2 separate regions of the Homo sapiens genome follow, and region 1 is linked to region 2. A link is an interaction called in ENCODE POLR2A ChIA-PET data of the cell type or tissue named here. Cell type or tissue: Panc1. All regions are shown on one strand. Each heading gives the region's core, and the rest is flanking DNA. Links, peaks and the distances in the headings are about the cores only.

What was found. Peaks named below come from ENCODE experiments on the same cell type or tissue, not always from the same donor. Only the 100,000 strongest peaks of a DNase experiment are listed, where the experiment ranks them.
Region 1: POLR2A ChIA-PET joins it to region 2 with 5 read pairs; 2 of 35 experiments call an interaction of 5 or more read pairs at or near these places.

The regions. Positions count from the first base shown.
Region 1 is chr6:108,168,421-108,174,281 of GRCh38, reverse strand. It overlaps NR2E1 (nuclear receptor subfamily 2 group E member 1), which reads right to left. Exons shown (of 9, transcript NM_003269.5): 2 at 2,679-2,824. Among named protein-coding and RNA genes, the nearest start is that of NR2E1, 5.3 kb to the right of the region's middle. RefSeq lists enhancers at 3,812-4,711, 4,712-5,613. In Panc1, for the core only: no CTCF peak of the experiment used is centred there; no DNase peak of the experiment used is centred there.
Region 2 is chr6:108,080,217-108,086,077 of GRCh38, reverse strand. No RefSeq gene overlaps it. Among named protein-coding and RNA genes, the nearest start is that of OSTM1, 8.4 kb to the right of the region's middle. RefSeq lists an enhancer at 5,582-5,861. In Panc1, for the core only: no CTCF peak of the experiment used is centred there; no DNase peak of the experiment used is centred there; H3K27ac peaks cover 2,201 bases.

The DNA.
Region 1 (5,861 bases), core at 500-5,499, 88 kb before region 2:
TCTCCCATTTATTCTTCACTCTCCTATTACCTCACTTTTGCTTTTGTATGAAGCCAACCTTATTATCAGCAAGTTGAGAGTTGCCTTAAAGACTAGCCTCGGCCCAGGTGCATAGAAACACAGCCCTTCCTGGAAGGTGAGAGTTTAGGAGGGCAAGGCCTAGAGAAGATGAGGGTGAAAAAGGAAGAGCTCAAGTCTTGAGCAAAATATAGAAATGCTCACCATGTAAACAGGACCAGGAAGGTAATGTGATGGACTGTCAGACTAAATGATAATATGGGCTCAGACTGTTAGCATAGTAACTGAAAAAATAAAGGTAGTCACTTCTTTAGAAATATTTATCTGAGATGCATGAGAAATTAGATGTTTACCTAATGCAATTTTCTGTAAAAACATTAGCCATTGAAAGAGGAAATCTACAGATAAAGTTTCCTTTGGAATTTATTCAGTGTTAGATGTCATTACCGAGGGGACATATGCATAGATACATAAAGAGTCATGTGCATGAGTTTTATACACAGAAAATATTTAAGACATTGTGTGCTCTCCTATATTTATAGAAGTTGCTACTGTTAGATTTGTAGTGAGAAGAAAGATAATAAATGTATTTTTATTTTGCTTCATAATCTCAAAAATTCATATACTCTGGAGTTGGAGTAAGTATGTTTTTCTTCCCCCTGAAGCCCTTTAGGGGAAAATTACACATTCGAATGCAGTTTTATGAGTTCACACTTCTCCAATTTAAATTATGATGATTTATTTAAAATAAAGGTGGGACAGATGTTCATATCCATTTCTAAATGTCCTCATTACTGTTAATAATAAATTGGAATATAATTTAATCCTAGAATAAGAGAGAAAGGAGATAATTTTTGGGTCCAAAGTGAATTATTTAGGGCATCTTTGCTGGCCAATGTAATAGTTCATTGTAAACAGGTTTTTTAAAACTTGTTATTAAATGTAATTATATATCTATCCTCAGATGGTATCTTTCCAGTATTCTTATAAGTATGCAAATGCAAAATGGAAACCTTCATAAGTTCTTAAGTGTGTCTTCAAATCAGATCAAATGTATATAAATATCTAGCGCCAGAGAGAAGGATAAACGCCTCAGCTCTGATCATTTACTCTCCTTGCAAGAAGAACACCAGGCCTGATGAGTCTATTATCAGTCCTTTACAAGCACTTGGACTGATATCAATATGCTTGAATTGATAGCCATCCCCTTCTAAAAGATCAAGCACAACATCAGAGATCTTGATTTTCCAATTCTGTTCACTGCATAAAAGCAAAAGACAATCTAAGTAGAAGTTGGTTCAAATCTGACAACCCGCAGTAATCGCACAATCCTGTGGAGTTATTGGGATACAGTCCTATGCGTGTAAAATGTGATGTGTCCATATGGTGAAGCTAGAAACTGATACAGTAGCCAATTAAACAGGTAACAGGGCTAGAGAGCTCAAAATTTATCTCAATGCAAATATCTTCTGTTTTTGTGGTTAATCCAAAACTATTAGAAAACAATATGAGCAGACATGACTTCAGAAAAAGATGTCAGAACAATTCACTAGCAGCAGACAATATATGCATGTGTATACATGTACCCTATATATATCAATTAGTGAAAAGTGTTTTACTATTTTGTTACCAAAGGATGACTGCTGACTAATGCACCCTCAGGGATCTTTCCACAAGTGAAATGGAGGACTCTGTACTGAGGGTCTGAGTCGCTGATAAGGAGAGGGCAAAGTGTAGGACCAGAAGGTTGATCTCCTTAGTTAAAATCAGCCTATTATTGAGCTGGAAACTGAGTCAAGAGGTTCTGCTCACTCTTTCTAGAAGCTTTGGCTCATATTCAGCCCATGCCAGATTCCTCTGTCTCTTTGAGACAGTTCTGCCTACTCAAGACCAAAACAACCGACTGGGCCCAAATTCTAAGCAGAGAAGGAGGACAGGGATATGGAAGCTTGAGGAGGGTCCCAGTTGCACCTTCCTTTTGAATCTTCTCTTCTTCCTCACCCTGCCCTTTTCTGACAAGGCATAGCTAAGGTCACATGGGTGCTGGATTCCCACTGCCCACTTCCAGAGCAGCCCTGCTTCTCCAGAGTTGAAAATGCACAACCCTTCAGAAAGCACGGCCTCTCTTCCAAGTGGCTAGCACTCACTTGGTGGTCTCAGCTAAAGGTGGTGGTGACCTTGACTCAGATGTCTGTGTGCCGCTTACTTCTGCATCCCAGGCAAGTGATCAGGGGACTGAGCTTGATGCTGCTAGGAGTGAGTGTGGGGTGGGCAGGCACAATAACAAAGCTCTTTCTCCTGCTTGCTACTTGTGGTTTAGATGCTAAATTCTTTAGGTCCCTTGGGCCGGCTTTAGAGCCACAGGGTGTGGGCCTTACCCAGTGTCAAAATCTTTCAGAATAATAATAATTTAAAAAAGTGTAGGGAGGCTCTAGGACTTCAGACTCCCTCCTGTAAACTCATATCTTCCCTTACCTCTTCCCGCCTTTCCCCAGCCAAAGGGCCTCCAAGAGTTGAGGCAAGAAGGAGGGGAGAGGAAGGGAGAGGTCAGGGCCGGGTCTCTCCTCAACTGCGTGGAAACTCAGAGGAGGCCTTGGCACAAACAAAAGAGTGAGGAGGCAGCAGAGCGGAGCCCAGCAGTGCAGCCCTGGCTAAGGTACCTGGTTTCCAGATTTGCAGACATAGGTCCTATTCCTTCGGATGCTCCGTTTGAAAAAACCTGAGCAGCCGTCGCAGGCGTAGACCCCGTAGTGCTTCCCCGAGCTGCGGTCGCCACACACTTTGCAGGGGATATCTAAAATGCGGCCTGAAATCGCAGGAAAGACGGGGAAGGGGGGAAGGGGCGAGAGGGAAAGGAGGGCGGAGAAGAGGGAGAAAAGGGGAGAGGGAGAGAGAGATGCTAAGCAATCTGACCTCTGAAGGGATTAGCACCGAAGCTGCGGTAAAAGCAAATAATGAAGTGATTTTATACCCAAACTTTTTTTCCTTGAGCAAGTGTCAGTTTCCTACAATGAGCATTATTCATGCACCGCTACATGTATTTGGTTCTCTTCTAATCGCCGAGACCCATTTTGGAATAAAAGATGACAGCAGGCCCGGGCGGCAGTGCGGCCCTCCACTGCCTTTCTGCTCCGCGGAAAGTTTGGCCGCCTCCCTCCTTCGCTTTTGCATTTAACAGAGAAAGTTGTTAGTGAGCGCGCGAGGAGACAAACTTGAAATGTAAAAGGGAAAAGAAGAAAAACAAACACGGCTGGAACCAGGGATGGCAGCTGGAAGGCAATCGAGTTTTCTCTGAGCTCCGCCGGGCGGTGTTATTATTAGGATTATTATTGTAATGCTAATACTTGGATTATTAATGATAATAAGGGTAGTGGTAATTGGCCAACTTTCGCTTTACCTATTTAAAAAATGCTTGGTGAGTCGCTTTAGAGAAATTATTTCTTTTAGGAAAAAATTATTTTCTCCGCAAAGTGGTTCGGGACTAGGCAAGGGAGAGGGGAGCGACGCAAGTTGTCGGTTCCCTGTCGGGTTAGCTTGGGACAGGCTCCCTCCATTTCCTAAGCCCTTTCTCCCTAGAAGACTGGCCTCCACACACTTGGTCCTGTGTGGATCTCTTCCTCCCGGTTTTTTCCAGTGCTCTTTGAGCCTGATTTTTTTTTAAATTAAGAATCTGACTGATTTCTCTAGGCTGTATCCCCCCACCCCCCATGGACCCCACCTCAAGAGAACTTTCCCTGGAATCCCCTCAAGCCTGGGGTGGCCACCGACCCTGGAGGAGTGTCAGGGAGAGGGTAATATTTGGCCGTTTAGAAAGGGAGGGATTCTTTTCCTCTAAGGTTCAAGAGTCCAACAAGTGCCTGAAGCGGTTTATAGGGACTTAGAAATGCTTCCTCCCGCAAAACAAAGGGAGTATTAAACTGTTAACTTAATTAACACTTTAATTTTAAAAATAACAATAGTTGATAACAATTGACTTATTAACACTTGCTTTTCTCTTCTTCTACCTATCCGAAGGCCTCCAGTTTGGGCCCCAGCGGCCTCAGGCCTCCCTGAAATTCGACAGCTGCTGCCGAAAGCGCTTGGGTTGGGGACTACGATGGGATTGAGGTGGGAAGGGGCGGCAGTGGAACGTCTGGGCGAGGGGAGTAGGGGAGGTGAGGGCGTGGCGCGGGGAGGGCCTCGAGGCACCGCAGGTGTAAACTTGCTCCTGGAACCCGAGGCGTCCGGGCGAGCTTGCACCGTGGGTCCCAGACTCGTCTCAGGTGGAGGGGGTGGGGGAAGGAGAGCGCGGGGGACCGTGCTTGGGGGTGAGGGGGTGTTCGGTAACGACCAGGCTCGGCCGGGTAATTACAACCCCGCGGCAGCACCTGCCTATAGAGCCACCAGTGACCCGTCAAAAAGAGTAGCATGGGAATTCGGACGGCGACAAAGGCGGGCAGGGGAGGCGCGCGGCGCGGCGGCCACCGGCTCGGCGCCCCCCTCCCACAGGGCGGGAGGGGAGATTGTGCTGTGGGAGGGAGGGGCTGGAGAGGGCCAGGCAAGGGCACAGCGGGTCTTGTCCTCCACTCCTTCGGGCCTGTCACTGCGCCCAAGGGAGTTCCTGGTCGCTCAGGAACCGGGTCTGGAGCTCCGCTGCACTGCACTCACTCTGGAAGCGGTAAACTTGGTTTCCATATCTTACAACCATCCTCTGCTTAACACGCGCCCTCTGACCGCTCCAGGGTCCACGTTTGGGGCCCAGCAGTACTGTCACCCCAGCTGTCCTCTTCCCTGTGGCACTGTTGAAGATGCCAAGATGAGTGAGTGGGAGGAGCAGTGGTGGGGTCTCTTTTTCCCCACTTCCCATCCGGACAGGAGGCCCATGACAACATCTCTGGAGAACCCGATGAGGGTGGAGGGAAGACCAGTGCAGGGTGGGGGCCCCTCCTCGGATTCCCCCGCCCGAGCTTCCGGACTGTTGCCCTCTAGGCCACCACCAGTGCGAGTCCTGCCTCTGAGCAGACCTCTGAGCCGCGGCTCCCGGGGCAGATTAGAAACAGGCAACCGGGCTGGGGCGGGGCCCAGGAGGGAGGGACGCGAAAATTCCGGGGCATAGCGGGCCTGTGCCTCAGACTCCGCCACCCAGCCACGTTAAGGTGACTTGGGGTCACGAGACAAGCTGGTTGACCCCGTTGCAAAGCTCCTCTCATTTAGCAAGCCGAGCGAGCTCCGACGTGAGGCGAGCCGGAGTTTCCTGAAGCTGGAAAACCGTTCTTAACTTCCCTCGCCAGGGGGTCCCCTCGGGGCTTTTTGTGTGTCATAATTGCCTAAAGATATATGGCAGCTTCGATTACTGTAATTACCATCAGAGGCTGTTGAAAGAAGTTAGTCTGGGCTGCAGGGGTGACTGGCCAGGGTCTCGTTACCACCCAGGCGGGGCTCCGGGTGACATCGCTCTGCTCTCCAGCCGCGAGAAGCCGGGCAAGGCGGGGGCTGCAGCTCTGTCTGCTCGACCCAGTCCTGACCCGGCCCGCTGCGCGCCGACCTCCTAGCTGCCCCGGGCCCGAGGGACGCAAGTCTCGGGTTGGCTGCCGCCACCGGTCTGGAAAGGGCCTAAATGCAGCGGCGCCACCGGCGGGGGCCGCTGTCCTGCGGGCCTGAGAAAGCTCAGCAGCCGCGTCCCGACCTGAGCCGGGGCTGGAGGCTTCCAAGGCCTCACTCAGGCTCTTGGCAAGTTAGAACGGCCAAAGTTTCCGCAAGGAGCCCGCTGTGGTTTTTCCCCCAAAGTCCGGAGGGTTGGCCTGCCTCCTAGTCCACAGCGGGGGCGCAGCCGCAGGCGGGCAGAGCTCCCCGCTCACCCCTCC
Region 2 (5,861 bases), core at 406-5,405:
GTTTGTTTGTTTGTTTGTTTGAGATGGAGTCTCGCTCTGTCACCCAGGCTGGAGTGCAGTGGCGCGATCTCGGCTCACTGCAAGCTCCGCCTCCCAGGTTCACACCATTCTCCTGCCTCAGCCTCCTGATTAGCTGGGACTACAGACGCTTGCCACCATGCCTGGCTAATTTTTTGTATTTTTTAGTAGAGATAGGGTTTCACCATGTTAGCCAGGATGGTCTCGATCTCCTGACTTCGTGATCCGCCTGCCTTGGCCTCCCAAAGTGCTGGGATTACAGGCGTGAGCCACTGCGCCTGGCCGAGCACAGGAGTTTAAGTTCAGCCTGGGCAACATAGCAAGACCCCATCTCTTCAAAAATATATTGGAAGCGGGAAAGCAGGTGGACTAATAAAAACTGACTTAGCAAAACCTAAGCAGAAAAGCTAATTTGTATGCCTGTAGTAGGAAAAAAAGGCAACTGAATTATATTATAGAACCCTCAAAGAGCCCAAGAAGTGGAAAGACATCAGGTACCTCTGAAAATGTAGATAAAAGAAGAACCAAAACAAGATGATTGAAAGGCTATTTACAATACCCTCCCTACTATTCTATGTCCCATCCCAACTCCAGCAGAATACCACTAAATTCCTGATATCTGGAGAAAGTGAAGCAAGGGGAGTCTGGACCAAGAGACATAAGCATATTTGAGGGCAGGGACATTTTGCTAAAACAGGGAGATTAAGTAAAAGTTCATTCACTGAAGTTGAGTTGCCAGCTTTTTTCCACTGCCAGGATCAGGGATTACTGGCAGCAAGGTAGCATGCTGGCAGAATCTTCTGTGAAGAGGATAATCTGCCCAAGAGAAACGATTTAAAATACTGATGTTTTCAATGCTTTGTTTTGGGTGACCATCCTGTGCATTTTAAGATGTTTTGCAGTGTTCTTTGTCTCTATTCATTAGATGCTAGTAGCATACCCTTCTCCCAGTTTTGACAACCAAAAATGTTTCCACACATTGCTAAATATACCACAAGGGTGGGGAGCAAAACTGTCCCCATTGAGAACCATTGGCCTATACTGAAACTCATAGTCTAAAAGAACTATCCATGAACACAGAGTTTCCATTCAGCTTTGTAGTGCCTCTCTCTTAAATGTAAGCAGAAAGCCAAGGTTCACTAGACACTTAAAAGTATAGATAAAAACAAACAGGAATAAAAGTAACTTGGCCGGCTGTGGTGGCTCACGTCCGTAATCCCAGCACTTTGGGAGGCTGAGGTGGGCGGATCACCTGAGGTCAGGAGTTCGAGACCAACCTGACCAATATGATGAAACCCTGTCTCTACTAAAAATACAAAAATTAGCTGGGTGTGGTGGCGGCCGCCTGTAGTACCAGCTATTTGGGAGGCTGAGACAGGAAAATTGCTTGAACCCGGGAGGTGGAGGTTTCAGTGAGCCAAGATCGTGCCTCTGCACTCCAGCCTGGGTGACAGATCGAGACTCTATTTCAAAAAATAAAATAAAATAAATAAATAAAAGTAACTTGGAGGAAACGGGCTAGGAGGAAGAAAAAAACTTTAAAAGGACGTAACATCTACATAATCCTAGCATTTTGGGAGGCCAAGGAGGGCGGATCACCTGAGGTCAGGAGTTTGAGGCCAGCCTGACCAACATGGCAAAACCCTGTCTCTATTAAAAATACAAAAATTAGCTGGGCATGGTGGTGTGTGCCTGTAATCCCAGGTACTCAGGAAGCTGAGGCAGGAGAATCACTTGAACCTGGGAGGCAGAGTTTGCAGTGAGCCAAGATCGTGTCACTGCACTCCAGCCTGGGCAACAGAGCGAGACTCCGTCTCAAAAAAAAAAAAAAAAAAAGAAATTTTGGGAATTAAAAGTATAGCAGAAATGAAAAAACTCAGTAGAAGCATTGAAGAACAAAGTTAATGAAATTTCTAGGAAGTACAATAAAAATATACAAAGAGATGAAAAAATAGGAGAACATTAGAAGTTGAGAAAATTTAAGTAACCATCTAGGAGGACTGCATTAGGATCAGCTTAAGTTGCTGTAACAGAGACTCCAAAATATAGTGGCATTAATAGGACAGAAGTTCATTCCTCTGTGGCCTAGAGTAGGTAGATGACTCTGCTTTATGACCAGCTGGCTCCGTCATGCTAAACATGTTGCATCCATATCCATCTCTGTACCCAGGCCTGATGTTTCAGTTATTAACATTTTCTGTCCAGGCGCAGTGGCTCACACCTGTAATCCCAGCACTTTGGGAGGCTGAGGCGGGTGGATCACCTGAGGTCAGGAGTTTGAGACCAGTTTGGCAAACATGGCCAAACCCTGTCTCTACTGAAAATATAAAAATTAGCCAGGAACAGTGGTACGCGCCTATAATCCCAGCTACTCGGGAGGCTGAGGCAGAAGAATTGCTTGAACCCAGGGGTCAGAGGTTGTAGTGAGCTGAGATTGCACCACTACACTCCAGCCTGGGTGACAGAGCAAGACTGTATCTCAAAAACAAAACAAAACAAAAAACATTTCCTAACAGGAAGAGGGCGGATACAATTCATGACTTAAAGATATGACTAGTAAGATATACGCACTTCAGTTCACACTTAGCTGCAAGGGAGGTTGGAGCATGTAGTCCTGCCATGTTCAGCTAAATCTCAGGAGTTGTATCATTAAAAGGAAGGAGAGAATGGATGTTGGAGGAAGTTGAGCAATCTCCACTATAAGGTTTAACATCTGGCTGGGCCTGGTGGCTCACACCTATAATTCCAGAGCTTTGGAAGGCAGAGGTAGGAGGATTGCTTGAGGCCAGGAATTCGAGACTGGCCTGGGCAACACAGTCAGACCCCATCTCTACAAAAAATAAACACAAAAATTTTAGCTGGGCATGGTGGCATGTGTCCGTAGTTCCAGCTACTTAGACGGCCGAGGATCCCTTAAGCTCAGGAGTTCATGGCTACTGTGAGCTATGATTTTGCCACTGCACTCCAGCCTGGGCAACAGAATGAGACCCTGTCTCCAAAAAAAAGAAAAAAGATTTAACATCCAAATAAAAAAACGTTCCAAAAGAGTGAACCAGAGAAAATAGCAGAGAGGAAATCAGCAAAGAACTATATATTTGGATGACTAGGTTTTGCTGTGGTGGTAATAAACCTCTTCCAAGGGAGACAACCCAAAAGTCTGACCATGTCATAGTATAAAGCTCAGTCTAGAATCTCAAAGTCTGGAATCAGGATAACCTCAGAAACCAGCAAAGGTGTATTTGGGTGACTAGGTTTTACTGTGGTAATAAACCTCTTCCAAGGGAGACAACCCAAAACTCCAATCACGTCATAGTATAAAGTTCAAAGTCTAGAATCTTTGGGTAGTGTGTGGGATAGTTTCTACAACAGGTTCAAATGTGGCTCCTTCAGATCCAGAGACCTATGTGCTGAAAGGCTAAGCTCTCTCTCCTCATATACCAATGCACAGTGATGGAACAGGATCAGGATAACCTAGGAAATGGGGACTGGAGACACACAGCAGACATTAGCCCACTGCAAAATGTAACAAAACAGTGGTTTCCAAACTATTTTTTCCCCTAGGGGAAACTTGAAAATAATCTTCTGTGGAATTCCAATCATGAAAGCAGGTCAAGGTGGGCTGCTCTGCTTGGGGACTGGAATGCTCACTGAGCTCCTCTTACCCTCAAACTAGGGGCTGCTCCTGAGGAAGCTCCACAAAATCTATAGAGGCCATGAAGCATAGCAAAAGTGAGGTCATCAAGAGATAGTCAGCTTTTGTTCCATCAAAGAGGGTAAAGGGACGGTTTAGAGAAGATATTGAAGAAAAGAGATTACAGATGATAGATCATGAGTTACAAAGGACCCAGTGGAACGGTTTGGGAAGGTGGGAAGGCATTGGAAACTGGGTCAGGTGGGATGTGTAAGGTGATATGGTGCACTCTCCTTTCATCATACTGGCCTAGGCAATGTCCCAACAATTTTAAGCCCAACCATTATGCTGCTCTACACTGTCACCTGAACAACTAAACATTGCTGACGAGAACACTTAATTAGGTCTATTGATTATACCTTAAAACTGTGCCCACGGATCTCAAATAGGCATTCAATATTGCCTGGCAATGGTATTACATATACCTAATACATTTATTTTTTCGTAAGTTTATTTTTTCCAGAATAATTATTTCATACCTTCTTTTCGAGCCTCAAACTGCTTATATTCTACCCCTCTCTAAAGGAAATCATATTTCAATAAATATTTATTGAGCATCTATTTCATGCCATTGTTCTAAGCACTGAGAGAGCAGTGGACAACACAGTCTTTGCTCTCAAGGAACTTAAATTCCAGTGCGGGGAGACAGAAATAAACAAGTGTATAGGATTCCGTATGGTGCTAAGTGCTATGGAAAAAAAATAAAGCAGGTTGGGGAAAAGAGAATGCTGATAAAAGCAGCAGATCCCAGATTCTTCTAGGGCATAACAAGAGCTTTGCTTTAACTTTGGGTGATATCTGTAGCCACTGGTGGGGTCAAAACAAAAAAACTGACATAACCCAACTTAGGTTTTGAAAGGATCACTTTGTCTGCTGTAGTTAGAATAAACCATCCATGAGAGAGAAAGAGTATCAATAGGGAGACTGTTTTATTGGCCTTGGTTCCTGGGCCTTTTCTGGTCATCTTCGACTACCTTCTTGGCCTAAATTCTTGCTTCCCCACTATTCCACGTTTTAATGGGAAAAATTGTCAAAGTATAATTTTCAAAAAGTTAAAAATGTGACTCATACAAATATAGAATGAAAATGTGTCGAATGTTTATTAACTCATTAATATTAACTCAATGTCTCTCAAACCAGGTATAGGCACTGAAAAAGTAATGTTAGAATTAGGTTGCTGGACAGCATAGAGGATCATGGTGGACGGGAGGCGGGACTAGATTGCAACTACCACGCAGACAGACAGAGCAGTATGTGGAGACTCGCACTGTAACCTTTTGCTCCAGAACTACTGCAGGAATAAACCAGGAAAGCTGAGAAAACCCACAGACTCTCTGAAGAAAGCGGATGACTCCTGTAGGACACTGGAGACAACCCAAATACTGTGAATGCCCAAGCTGTGGTAGTGGGAAAAGAGAACTGTCCACCCCTGAACACATACCCTCACTGGGGAACCTGAAGGTCTGGATCACAGGAGAATATTCTGACCTTACCTGGAGCTGAGTCAATTTAGAGAGCAGAGCAAAATACAGGGGTAAAGGAAGCAGCAGGAAAAGCCCTGTGGGCTCTCTGGGTCCCCTGGGTACCCATTTCTGCCTTGTCTCACAGGGGTCCTTGAGGAGGGCTGCCAGAGAAAAGACCACAGGGAGAAGGAAACCTCTAGCTGAACTTTGTAACAATTCCAACTGAATGTGAAGTCTCCTGGCCAGAACCCGGTGGAGGTCATGAATCTGGAATGCAGACTTCACAGGCTGAAAGGAACAAAAACCCAGCTGGCTTTCACAGTGGGAGGCTGGTAGCCTGGGGCAAGCTCTCAGCCCTGCTCTCCCACTGCCTGGAAATTCACTTGGTGCTGTTGGGGGGGTGCACAGTGGGAGTGAGACCAGCCTTTTGGGTTGCTTGGGAGGTGGGTAAGGCCTGTGACTGCCAGCTTTCTCCCACTTCCTTGACTAACTGCATGACACAGCAGAGGCAGCCTTAATCCTACTGGGAACATAACTCCATTGACCTGGGAACCACATCCCCATTCCCCACAGAAGCCGCAGCAAGACCCACCCAAGGAGAGCCTGAGCTTAGACAGGCCTAACCCTGACCCAACCTGATGGTCTCCTTCCCTACCCACCCTGGTGGCTGAAGACAAAGGGCATATACT